2 separate regions of the Homo sapiens genome follow, and region 1 is linked to region 2. The links are chromatin loops, found by intact Hi-C in ENCODE. Cell type or tissue: ascending aorta. All regions are shown on one strand. Links, peaks and the distances in the headings refer to the core of each region. The heading gives the core; the rest is flanking DNA. Region 1 has its middle 83 kb from the start of LINC00870. Region 2 has its middle 24 kb from the start of LINC00877.

What was found. Hi-C counts contacts between places; a loop is a spot of excess contacts. Peaks named below come from ENCODE experiments on the same cell type or tissue, not always from the same donor. Only the 100,000 strongest peaks of a DNase experiment are listed, where the experiment ranks them.
Region 1: it touches region 2 in a loop (1.9-fold over the local background); 4 of 110 quality-filtered maps call a loop at or near these places.

What each region holds. Positions count from the first base shown.
Region 1 is chr3:72,232,924-72,235,839 of GRCh38, reverse strand. No RefSeq gene overlaps it. Among named protein-coding and RNA genes, the nearest start is that of LINC00870, 83 kb to the right of the region's middle. In ascending aorta, for the core only: no CTCF peak of the experiment used is centred there; a DNase peak (open chromatin) is centred at 1,219.
Region 2 is chr3:72,122,904-72,125,819 of GRCh38, reverse strand. No RefSeq gene overlaps it. Among named protein-coding and RNA genes, the nearest start is that of LINC00877, 24 kb to the right of the region's middle. In ascending aorta, for the core only: no CTCF peak of the experiment used is centred there; a DNase peak (open chromatin) is centred at 1,549; H3K27ac peaks cover 951 bases.

The DNA.
Region 1 (2,916 bases), core at 240-2,739, 110 kb before region 2:
GATCACTTGAGGTCAGGAGTTCGAGACCAGCCTGGCCAACGTGATGAAACCCCGTCTCTATTAAAAATACGAAAATTAGCCGGACACGGTGGTAGGTGCCTGCAATCCCAGCTATTCAGGAGGCTGAGGCACAGGGATTGCTTAAACCCAGGAGGTGGAGGTTGCAGTTAGCTGAGATTGCACCACTGCACTCCAGCCTGTGTGACAGAGCAAGACTCTGTCTCAAAAAAAAAAAAAAAAAAACAAAGGCTCAAGTGTGCTCTGTGCCCTTCCACCATGTGAGGGTGCAGCAACAAAGTATCATCTATGAAGCAGAGACCAGGTCCTCATCAGACACTGAATCGCTGGTGCCTTGATGTTGGACATCTCAGCTTCTAGAACTGTGAGCAACAAATTTCTGTTGTTAATACATTACCCAGTGTAAGGTACTTTGTTCCAGCAGCTCGAACAGATTGACAGGGATTTTTTGTTAAAGTGCAGATTGTGATTCAGGAGGTCTGGGCCAGGGCTTGAAGTTCTGCATTTCTAATAAACTGAGACTCCCTATCCATGAGCACACTTTCACTAACAAGAACATAGAGTTTCACTGAGCAGTATGGTAGTCAGTAACCACACGTGACTATTAAGCATTTGAAATATGGCTGGTCTAAACTAAGATGTGCTATAAGTGTAAAATACACACCGGATTTCAAAGACTTAGCATAAAAAACATCATAAAATATCAAATTAATTCTTTTTTAAAATTATTGCATTAATACTATTTTGAATTATGCAGGGGTCAGGTAAAATGTAGGATTAAAACTAATTTCACCTGTTTCTTTTTACCCTTTTTGGTGTGGCTAGTAAAAAATTTGAAGTTACATATGTGGCTTACATTATAGTTCACATAATGTGTCCATTGGACAGCGCTGGCTTAGAGGGCTGATATTTGATTGGCTCAAATACCTCCTCCTTCTGAAAGCTTCTTGACTACTTCAGCTGAAGATGTTTCCCATAGGCATTTCTTTTTCAAAAACTATTTACGTGTCACTTTTCATCTGTTGCTTTGCTCTGTAGTTTTTTGGGTCCATGTCAGTTTGCAGCTAGGTTCTAGAGCCCCTCAAGGGCAGACACCCTCTAGTTCTGTCTCTCCCACAGCTACCCCGCTAAGCCTGGCATTCTCTTCATAACGCAACGATTGTTGAGAAAGCAAATTCCAGTGAGTCAGGTTCCTCTGTTGGCCATGCAGTTGCTTCTGGAGGGAATTTGGCTGAGTGTTGCACTGCAGAGGCCAGAGTGGAATTTCATTCCCTGGACCCGGTTAATGAGGTTTGGCAGAACTGCTGCTTACAGGCTGAAGGAGCACCATTCCCTGGACAAAGGGAGGAAGGCAGAGGAACTGGGGACCTGTGAGGGAAGAATTTCCATGGGCCACCATTCCTCAGGTAGCAGGGTCATTGCATTCAAAAGCCCAGGCAAATCGATGGTTTTCTCTCTCCTGCTTCTCTCTTTCCTGTGGTCAGAGAGTTATGGTCCCAGAATGTTGTTCTGTGGGAAGAGGCCCAGTCATCTCTTTCTCTCTCCTCAATCCCATTTCTTCCCTTCTTTTTACCTAGGAATTGGGCTGTCTCTCTCTCTTTCTCTGGTTGCATTTCACCAGCTAAGGAGTTGCATTGGCTTCTGCTCTCCTCTCTTGCTCACCTACATTGTGAGGTAAGATCTGAGTTGCAGGTTTGCTTTGGGGAATCTTGTGGGCAGGGTTCCCCAAATGCAGACTCTGAGATGGAGTTTGGGGTGCAAGATGTTTATTAGGGATCAAGTCTTCTGAAGGGAAGGGGAAGGAAAGAGGATCAGGAAAAGGGAGAAGTCAGACTGTAGCACAGGCCTGACAAAGCCCCAGGCTCAGCCAACCAGCAGGGGCAGGGAGCAGGGAGTGGGCATCGCCTGTCACTGTCCCCTTGCTGGGCTGAAATGGCCTGGCCTTTACACCCTGCCTTACACAGTGACTAGGTGTGAGCTGCCTGGGTGAAGCAGGACCTCAGGTCAGGACCTCTGCAGCTGAGGCTGCCTCTGAAGGAGCTGACAGTTGAGGCTGCAGCTGTCCATATCCCCACAAGGCCCTTCTCTAAAGAGTGGCCTCTGCATGAACCACAGACCCTGCAGCAAGGGCTTGGGTACAAGTAGTTCACGTGGGAGGTGATCCTAATGATACAGGAGGGGGCAGGAAAGTGCTGGGTAGAGAAGGGTAGGGTGCTGGTGAAGGCTCCACCCAAAGGCCTGTGCCCATGGACATAATGAGGACAAGCACTCCTGTTGTGGTGCCCAAATGTTGCATTTTCCAAGACCACTATGGCCTGCCACGCCCCCCATCCTGTGCCCATATAAACCCAAGAGACCTTAAGTGGACACACACACAAGTGACTGGATGTCGAGAGGAACAGAGGAGCGGAAGAGCATACTAACAGACACCAGCAGATGCTGGCAGGCCATTGATGGCGGGAGGACATGGAATTCAGCAGGGGGTGGTCGGAGGAAAGTCTAACTGCTGGGAGGTCCAACTCCAGGAGAAGACCACCTTCCCACTCCATCCCCTTTCTGGCTCCCCATCCATCTGCTGAGAGCTACTTCCACCACTCAATAAAACCTTGCACCCATCCCCAAGCCCACATGTGATCTGATTTTTCTGGTACACTAGAGCAAGACCTGGGATACAGAAAGCCCTCTGTCCTTGTGATAAGGCAGAGGGTCTAATTGAGCTGATTAACACGAGCCACCTGCAGAGGGCAAAGCTGAAAGAGCGCACTTTAACACCCACCCATTGGGGCTTTGGGAGCTGTAAACAACCCTAGACGCTGCTGTTGGGTTAAAGCCCAAAAACGCTCCCCACGACCTGCCCATCTGCATGCTCCCCCTAGGGGTTTGAGCAGTGGGGCACTG
Region 2 (2,916 bases), core at 222-2,721:
TGTGTGTTTCTGACTCTGCATCCCCTCCTAGAAGGACCTATGTGATTACACTGGGGAAGGTGTGATCACCCAGAGAAAGTAGGATCACCTCTGCATCTTCAAGGTCCTCCATTTAATCACATCTGCAAAGTTCCCATTGCCATGTAAGGTAACACATCCACAGGTTTTAGGGATTAGGACCCAAACATCTTTGGGGACCATTAGTCTGTCTACCATAACCCCAGAGGTATCTGGGACAGCACCCAATAATCAGAATCATTAATATTTCTATAGCAAAATGTCTGAATTGTTTGTGCTAAATAGTATACTTCAGAAGTCAGCAAACTACACCCTGTGGGCCAAATCCCACCTGTTTATGTAGATCAGGTTTTATGGGAACACAGCCATGCCCACTTCTTATGGCTGCTTCCCTGCTGCAAGGGTAGAGCTGAGTGCCAAAAATACTATCTGGCCCTTTACGGGAAAAAAAAATTGTCAACCTCTGGTATAAATGATCTTTCTAAATAATTCAGGTCAGTTTTGCCACCAAATGACTGTAAACCTACAGAAAATCTTTTGGTTTTCAAAGTTGTTGAATTTTGGAAGCACAAACAGTGGAACATGGGCCCCTAGTTAGTGACAGAGCAGAAGACTCAACCCCACATTACTGCAGAGCCCATGCTCTTCATCCAAACAAGCTACAGCCCCATGTCCTTAGTATTTAAGAGTGAAATGGACCCATTTTAGGATCACAGATACCCAAAAGCTTAGGGCCATATGTGGCCCTGGGCATCATTCGGTTCCCATGGATGAATAAGATAACAGTCTGCAGGCCAAGTCAGAACAGAGGCACATTCATCATGCAGCACTTTAGCAATAATGCACCTGAAAGATTTTAGCCAGGAGTGGACACTCTTTTTTACATTTTTACTTTTTCCTGGAGACAGGGTCTTGCTCTGTCACCCTGGCTGGAATGCAGTGGCACAATCATAGCTCACTGCAGCCTCAAACTCCTGGGCTCAAGCGATCCCCCAGACTTCAGCCTCCCAAGTAGCTGGGACTCGAGGCACATGAGACCACATCCTGCTAATATATATATATTTTTTTTACTTTTTTAAAGACAAGGTCTTGCTATGTTGTCCAGGCTGGTCTTGAACTGCTGGCCTCAAGCAAGCCTCCCACCTCAGTCTCCCAAGTAACTGGGACTACAGGTGCGACCTACCATACCCAGCAGTGGATACTCTTTTGGTTAGCCGCAATCACCCACATTCCCTGCCTCTTTATTGTCTCACCCAATCTCCTTCATGATAGATGTTTCCAGCCTGGTCCCTGAAGGCTTTTGAGATTTGAATGTTGAGACCTAATCTTCCTCTTCTATGCTATAGAGGGAGACAAAAAAAGTTCAACAGCAAAGCCTCTCATATAAGGTCACAGAAAATAAGTGGCCAAGTTGGGACCAGAACACAGGTCTCCTGTCCCCTCCACCAATCTCTTCTACTTCACTCTTAGGTACTTATTTTGGCTCGGGGCCACTGATGATTCATACCACCAGCTTTCACTGGCTGCTTCTGCCTGCCACGTCAGTCCCCTTCTCTGCTTGACTTTGTTTTCCCTGCAGGTCACCAGTAAATCACTTGCCTAAACAATCATCACCTTCAAATGTTCAGTGCTGGTCCCAGATGTCGTAATCTCTCTTGGCTTCGTTTGATGCTCTGGAAAGAAGTTTCCTTGGAGATCTTCCAAATCCAGGACTGGAAACTTGTTATCACATGAATTTAAGGCCACGTCAGATCTCGGCTTTCAAAATCATCACAGCTTACCTCTCCTCTAACACAACTGAACTGTGGCCTGCAGGCGAAGGTGCCCAAGTCTTGGCTGATCCCTTCTAGATGGAGTTCTGGGGTCTTGTTTTTGGAAGGAACAACTCTTGGCCTGGAGATGATGATCTACTGACATCATTCTCCCCGTGGTCATTCCTGCAGGAATTCCAGAAGAAAAGCAAAGCATCTACCTTAATTAGAATAGGTACAAAATATCTTCCAGCTGTTGGCCTTTCGTGAGGGTGATAAAGTTTCTTTTACTGAGTACTTTTCCTCTGGTTTAGGCTCAGTTAAACGTCATCCATAAGGTATCCACCATAGGGATGCAAATCACTTTTGAATTAGAATCCCTCACCATAGGTTCAGGGATAAGGGCCAAGAGTACTCAACTATGTTCCATGGCGTTTTCTTTTTGAGAGACATTGCGAAGAGTTAGATGTTTCTAGAAGTGAATGTCTGTTTTCTCTGCATTGGAATGTGGCTATTATCTTCATCACTGCTTAGTCCCTTCAACTAGTATATGGTCATTGATGTAGACTGAGAGTTGTACCTGGAAGAGGTCTTGTACAAGGAAGAAAAAGTTGATTCTCCCATAATTTCCATCAACGAACCTCCTCTAGCCATTCCAATGAACATACAACCTCAGTGGAAATAATGAACGTCTCTGCAGGAGCACTTCACTTCCACGCTATGACCACACCATCCCCTTTCTTCTGCCGTATTGTCCCCAAACACCTCTGGTTAGAAGTTTTGGAGGACCTTGACTGGAATTCAGACAATCTTATTGGAACTTTGAGAATTGTGTACTTGGATAATTAGCGTACAATCTCCACCATTCAACCTGATGTTTTGTTTTGTTGTTTTCCCTTGGATACATATATAGATATCTTTTCACAGGCTAAAGTTTTTTTTTTAAACAGGGTCTCACTTTGTCACCCAGGCTGGAGTGCAGTGGTGCAACCACAGCTCACTGCAGCCTCAACCTCCTGCGCTCGAGTAGTTCTCTCTCCTCAGCCTCCTGAGTAGCTGGGACTACAGGTTCACCACCGCACCCAGCTAATTTTATTTATTTATTTATTTTTGTAGAGAAGGGCTTTTGCCATGTTGCCCAGGCTGG